Regions from separate parts of the Homo sapiens genome. Here region 1 is linked to region 2. A link is an interaction called in ENCODE POLR2A ChIA-PET data of the cell type or tissue named here. Cell type or tissue: Caco-2. All regions are shown on one strand. Each heading gives the region's core, and the rest is flanking DNA. Links, peaks and the distances in the headings are about the cores only. Region 1 overlaps MCM6 (minichromosome maintenance complex component 6). Region 2 has its middle 7.0 kb from the start of UBXN4.

Evidence for each region. ChIA-PET counts read pairs that join two places held together with the same protein. Peaks named below come from ENCODE experiments on the same cell type or tissue, not always from the same donor. Only the 100,000 strongest peaks of a DNase experiment are listed, where the experiment ranks them.
Region 1: POLR2A ChIA-PET joins it to region 2 with 5 read pairs; 4 of 35 experiments call an interaction of 5 or more read pairs at or near these places.

What each region holds. Positions count from the first base shown.
Region 1 is chr2:135,849,777-135,852,697 of GRCh38, reverse strand. MCM6 (minichromosome maintenance complex component 6) reads left to right here. Exons shown (of 17, transcript NM_005915.6): 13 at 1,135-1,296. Among named protein-coding and RNA genes, the nearest start is that of LCT, 14 kb to the right of the region's middle. In Caco-2, for the core only: no CTCF peak of the experiment used is centred there; DNase peaks (open chromatin) are centred at 1,257 and 1,667.
Region 2 is chr2:135,733,404-135,736,324 of GRCh38, reverse strand. No RefSeq gene overlaps it. Among named protein-coding and RNA genes, the nearest start is that of UBXN4, 7.0 kb to the left of the region's middle. In Caco-2, for the core only: no CTCF peak of the experiment used is centred there; no DNase peak of the experiment used is centred there.

The sequences.
Region 1 (2,921 bases), core at 270-2,769, 120 kb before region 2:
TGTCATCTACCTTAGTTCCTAAATTTTACAACTTTTTTTTTTTTTCTGGAACAGCAATTTGTTTTTTCAGAGAGGGCTGAGAAAGGGAACTGTAAAAAAAATTCTGAATAATTCCATTATTTGTTTGGTGGTAATAAAAAGATTTGTATGGGAGAAGAGTTTTGGATAACTGGATAATCTAGAACATTCTTTTATTTCAAACATTACTAAGAACGTTAAAATTGTTTATGCGCCTAAATCAATAGTTGAATCTTTCTTTGAAGGAAACATTGGATTCATCTAGGCCATTATGATAAATATAAATTACTGTTTTACAGTGATTGATGCATTGTATTGGACTAACTCTGTTCTGGACCCAGGATTCTTACCTGGACATAAACCCCCAAATGCTTGGCATTTTCCCAAAATAGGGTATGAAAAGGAAAAAAAATACTCATTCTGGTTGAGATTTTCACACTGTTGGCTAACTTGACTTCTGGAAGGTGTTACTAGGTATTGATCATTTATCATCTTCACTTGATTATTCATGAGATTGCAGTTGGCTCTCACTGTCCCAAAGAAATTTAATCATTTAAAACTAAGGATTATGGGTGATTCTTGTGTAAAAAAGAGCATCTGTTCTCCATTACTGCATACTGATATACTGATCCCTCTGTAACCTTGGCATGCTTCCTTAATATGGTGAATTCCTTGCTCTGAAAAGCTGAGGATCCTTTAGATATAAAGTTTATTGAAACAGCTTTTTTTTCCCTGCAAAGAGTGTGAGTTAATTAATTGAGCCTCAAATACTGAGCATTAATTTATTTAATGAGCACTGACATCCTGAGGTGTAAAAGACATTACATCTTGTTCCATTGCTTCAGCTTGTTAAGCAGCTTTTAGAAATGGTCATTTGCTTAAATACTAAGCCTTTTTTCAGGTTCATAAAATTAGTAACATGGAATTCACAAGCCTCCTTAATATTAGTTTCTTTTGAAAGACATTACAATAGTAATTTATTGTCACTGGCTTCTCAAAGTTTCAACCCTCTCAGGTTCCCTAAATGTTTCCACCTGGAAGGCTCTTAAACTTAGGTTTACCGTAGCTCTCATCAAATAGAAATGTTTCTCTAACTTGAGTGATGATCTGAAACAGATTTCCAAAGAGTCAGAGGACTTCATTGTGGAGCAATATAAACATCTCCGCCAGAGAGATGGTTCTGGAGTGACCAAGTCTTCATGGAGGATTACAGTGCGACAGCTTGAGAGCATGATTCGTCTCTCTGAAGCTATGGCTCGGATGCACTGCTGTGATGAGGTATCAGAGTCACTTTGATATGATGAGAGCAGAGATAAACAGATTTGTTGCATGTTTTTAATCTTTGGTATGGGACATACTAGAATTCACTGCAAATACATTTTTATGTAACTGTTGAATGCTCATACGACCATGGAATTCTTCCCTTTAAAGAGCTTGGTAAGCATTTGAGTGTAGTTGTTAGACGGAGACGATCACGTCATAGTTTATAGAGTGCATAAAGACGTAAGTTACCATTTAATACCTTTCATTCAGGAAAAATGTACTTAGACCCTACAATGTACTAGTAGGCCTCTGCGCTGGCAATACAGATAAGATAATGTAGCCCCTGGCCTCAAAGGAACTCTCCTCCTTAGGTTGCATTTGTATAATGTTTGATTTTTAGATTGTTCTTTGAGCCCTGCATTCCACGAGGATAGGTCAGTGGGTATTAACGAGGTAAAAGGGGAGTAGTACGAAAGGGCATTCAAGCGTCCCATCTTCGCTTCAACCAAAGCAGCCCTGCGTTTTCCTAGTTTTATTAATAGGTTTGATGTAAGGTCGTCTTTGAAAAGGGGGTTTGGCTTTTTTTTACAGTGTGACTGAGGTATAATTTATAAAAAGGGAAATGTATGGCATGGTGAGTTTTTTCACATACATCCTTGTGAATACCCAGCTCAAGATCCAAAACATTTCCATAATTTCAGAAAGTTCCAAACCCCTGCCTCTTTTCAGTCTTAGCCCTCTTCCCCTGAAGTAACCACTGTTCCGACTTCAATCACTACTTTTATCCCACAGGTTAATTTTTTGGCTTTTTTCCACTAAATTTTCAAATTCTTTGATATGGTACTTTACTATTGACGAAGTACTTTCACACTAGGTTATTTAATATTCTTTGATTCACCCAATATTTAGGGAACACCTGTAGGGGACAAAAAATGAATGAGAGCCCCTGCCTTCCATTGCTGCTAATCTGGTGGGAACGAGACATGTATTTAATTAAGCATGTAAAAAATAGAGTGGGTGATGAAATAATCTATATACTAAATCCCCATGACACACAGTTTACCTATGTAACAAACCTGCATGTGTACCCCCGAACCTAAAATATAAGTTGGAAATTAAAAAAAAACGAGAGGGAGAATAGAGCATCACAACCAGAGTGCTGAGATGAATTACTTTATTACCAAAGAAGGAGGAGGACTCAGGGAGGTGCCGACGTTTAAACCCAGTCACTGAAGGGTGTGCAGAATTTGGATAGGCAAGATACCCTGGGACAAGGTCATTCTAAAACCATGCTAACATTTGTACTTTTTTTTTCATTGTGATAGTTCCTGAAATGAGTTGCATAAAACTGGTACATGTCTTAGGGCAGTCTCTAATTGATTTTTATTTTGTTCTATTTTTAAAAATTAGTCTTCAAATAGCAGATTCACATGATATTAAAATATATGCACATAAATTATATACACAAATATATTTTCTGAATGAAATTTAGTATCTGCATATATTTAAGAGCTATTTCTGTCTCATATGTTCATAATCTTCATCCATTAAAAAAACTTTTGTTAGGCCTTTCTCACTCTAAGATTATAAAAAATTCTCCCATTATTTACCTAGCTAGTTTTCTAGTTGTTCCAAAACCA
Region 2 (2,921 bases), core at 172-2,671:
CAGAGTGAGACTTGGTCTCAAAAATAAATAAATAAATAAATAAATAAATAAATAAATAAATAAATAAATAAATAAGTTGGGGAGGGAAAGAAATGCAGAAAGGAGAAAAAAACAAACAAATAAAATGGTACAGGGGAGGCAATGGCCTGGAGGGCTCAGAGTGGGCAGGAAACAGGTCAGCAATATGGAGTTTTAAAATGCTGGCTGGGCGTGGTGGCTTATGCCTGTAATCCCAGCACTTTGGGAGGCCGAGGCAGGTGGATCACCTGAGGTAGGAGTTCAAGACCAGCCTGGCCAACATGGCAAAACCCTGTCTCTACTAAAAATACAAAAATTAGCTAGGCGTGTTGATGGGCGCCTACAGTTCCAACTACTCAGGAGGCTGAGGCAGGAGAATCACTTGAACCCGGGAGGAGGAGGTTGCAGTGAGCTGAGATCGCATTATTGCACTCCAGCCTGGGTGACAAGAGCGAAACTCCGTCTCAAAATAAATAATAAATAAACAAATAAATAAATATAAATAAAACGTGGCCAGACACGGTGGCTCACAACTGTAATCCCAGCGCTTTGGGAGGCCGAGGCTGGCAGATCACTTGAGGTCAGGAGTTCGAGAACAGCCTGGCCAACATTGTGAAACCCCATCTCTACTAAAATTACAAAAATTAGCCAGGCATGGTGGCACACGTCTGTAATCCCAGCTACTCGGGAGACTGAGGGAAGAGAATCGCTTGAACTCAGGAGGAGGAGGCTATAGTGGGCTGAGATCCCGCCACTGCACTCCAGCCTGGGCGACAGAGCGAGACTCTGTCTCAAAAAATAAAATAAAATAAAATAACAAAACGTTATGCTTTCTGGGAGGGAAAGCAGTCAGAGATTATGGAAAAGATTCTTGAGTCCTGAAATCTGATATTATAAAATTCAATTAGAACATAACCCCTCTCGGCCGGGCATGGTGGCTCACGCCTATAATCTCGGCACTTTGGGAGGCCAAGGGGAACGGATTGCCTGAGCTCAGGAATTCAAGACCATCCTGGGCAACATGGTGAAACCTCATGCCTACTAAAATACAAAAAATTAGTCAGGCATGGTGGCAGGCGCCTGTAGTCCCAGCTACTCGGGAGGCTGAAGCACAAGAATCTCTTGAGCCAGGGAGGCAGAGGTTGCAGTGAGCCAAGATCGTGCCACTGCACTTCAGCTTGGGCTACAGAGACTGTCTCAAAAAAAAAAAAAAAAAAAGAACATATCCCTATCCCTTCTCAAATCAACACACCCTTGTGTCTTCTGTCACATAGAGTGAAGCCAGAGTCTTCCCTTTACTTGTATGAAACCAGTCACAGCAGCCTTCCAATTGTTTTGTGTTAATCTTAAATCCTTTTAATTTCTACTGTAATGGATACCATAGTGCCCCATCTTCAGGACCCTGGCACTCTCTCTCCCCAGCAGTTGAGAATATCCAAAGTGTGTCCTTTCCAGGAGTGGTGCTTCACTGAGGACACAAAGGCCTGGGCCCCTTGCCTCATTTTGTCTTCTGAGGGGCTTCCCATCTCCGTCTCTCTTTGGGTGCATCTCACCAATGTTATTTCCCATGTAGCTCACTCCCTATCAACCTCCTGCAAGCAGATCTTCTCAGTCTGTTTCTGTGAACCCAGCTGAGAGACATACCTAATCACCTGATGCCTGAAAGATTCATACAGCTTTCGTAACTACTCTGTCTTCTCTCCAGTCTATCTCACACAATTATGTCATATCCATCTTCCCTGATTTTTAGCATGTTTCTGCTTAAAAATCTTCAGTGCCGGCCGGGCATGGTGGCTCATGCCTGTAATCCCAGCACTTTGGGAGGTCAGGGAGGGGGGGCGGTGGATCACGAGATCAGGAGTTCGAGACCAGCCTAACCAACATGGTGAAACCCCGTCTCTACTAAAAATACAAAAATTAGCCGGGCATGGTGGTGTGCACCTGTAATCACGCTACTCAGGAGGCTGAGGTAGGAGAACCGCTTGAACCCAGGAGGCGGAGGTTGCAGTGAGCCAAGATTATGCCACTGCACTCCAGCCTAGGCGACAGAGTGAGACTGTGTCTCAAACAAAACAAAACAAAACAAAACAAAACTTCAGTGCATCTGTAGTGCCTCCAAAAACAAAGTTTGTAGCCATTCAAAATCCTCTGCAGTCTGGCTCCAACCTGCTTTTCCAACATTCATTTCTTCTCTTTGCCCACTTGGGTCCTCTAAACCGACAATACTATTATTCACCTACCAGGGCATACTCTTTGCCAACTCTGTTTTTGTTCACACCATGCTGCCTCTTGCGTGGTTCACTCTTGCATGGAATTGTCTCCCTTCACTTATTATTATTTTGTTTTCCAGACGGCGTCTCGCTCTGTTGCCCAGGCTGGAGTACCGTGGCACAATCTTGGCTCACGGCAAGCTCTGCCTCCCAGGTTCAAGCAATTCTCCTGCCTCAGCCTCCCAAGTAGCTGGAATTACAGGTGTGTGCCACCATGCCTGTCTAATTTTGTATTTTTAGTAGAGATTGGGTTTCACTATGTTGGCCAGGCTGGTCTCGAACTCCTGATCTCAAGTGATCCTCCTGTAATCCCCTCCCAAAGTGCTGGGATTACAGGTGTGAGCCACCGTGACCGGCCTCTCCCTTCACTTATTAAAACTTTGAATGCCTGTTTCAGGACAGGCTATAGATTAGGTGCTGAGATTGAACTATTGGTTAATTCATTGACAATAATACTATTTTTGTCCTCAAAAAGCCTGTAGTCTAGTCAGTGAGAGAGATTGATACATGAATAGGTGACCATAATTCTTTGGCTTGGATAAAATGAAAGAGCCATGTACTGGTTATTGTAGAGGGAAAGGAGAGGTGAGTGGTGGCCTGTTGAGGGAAGTGGCATCAACGCCAATTTTCAAA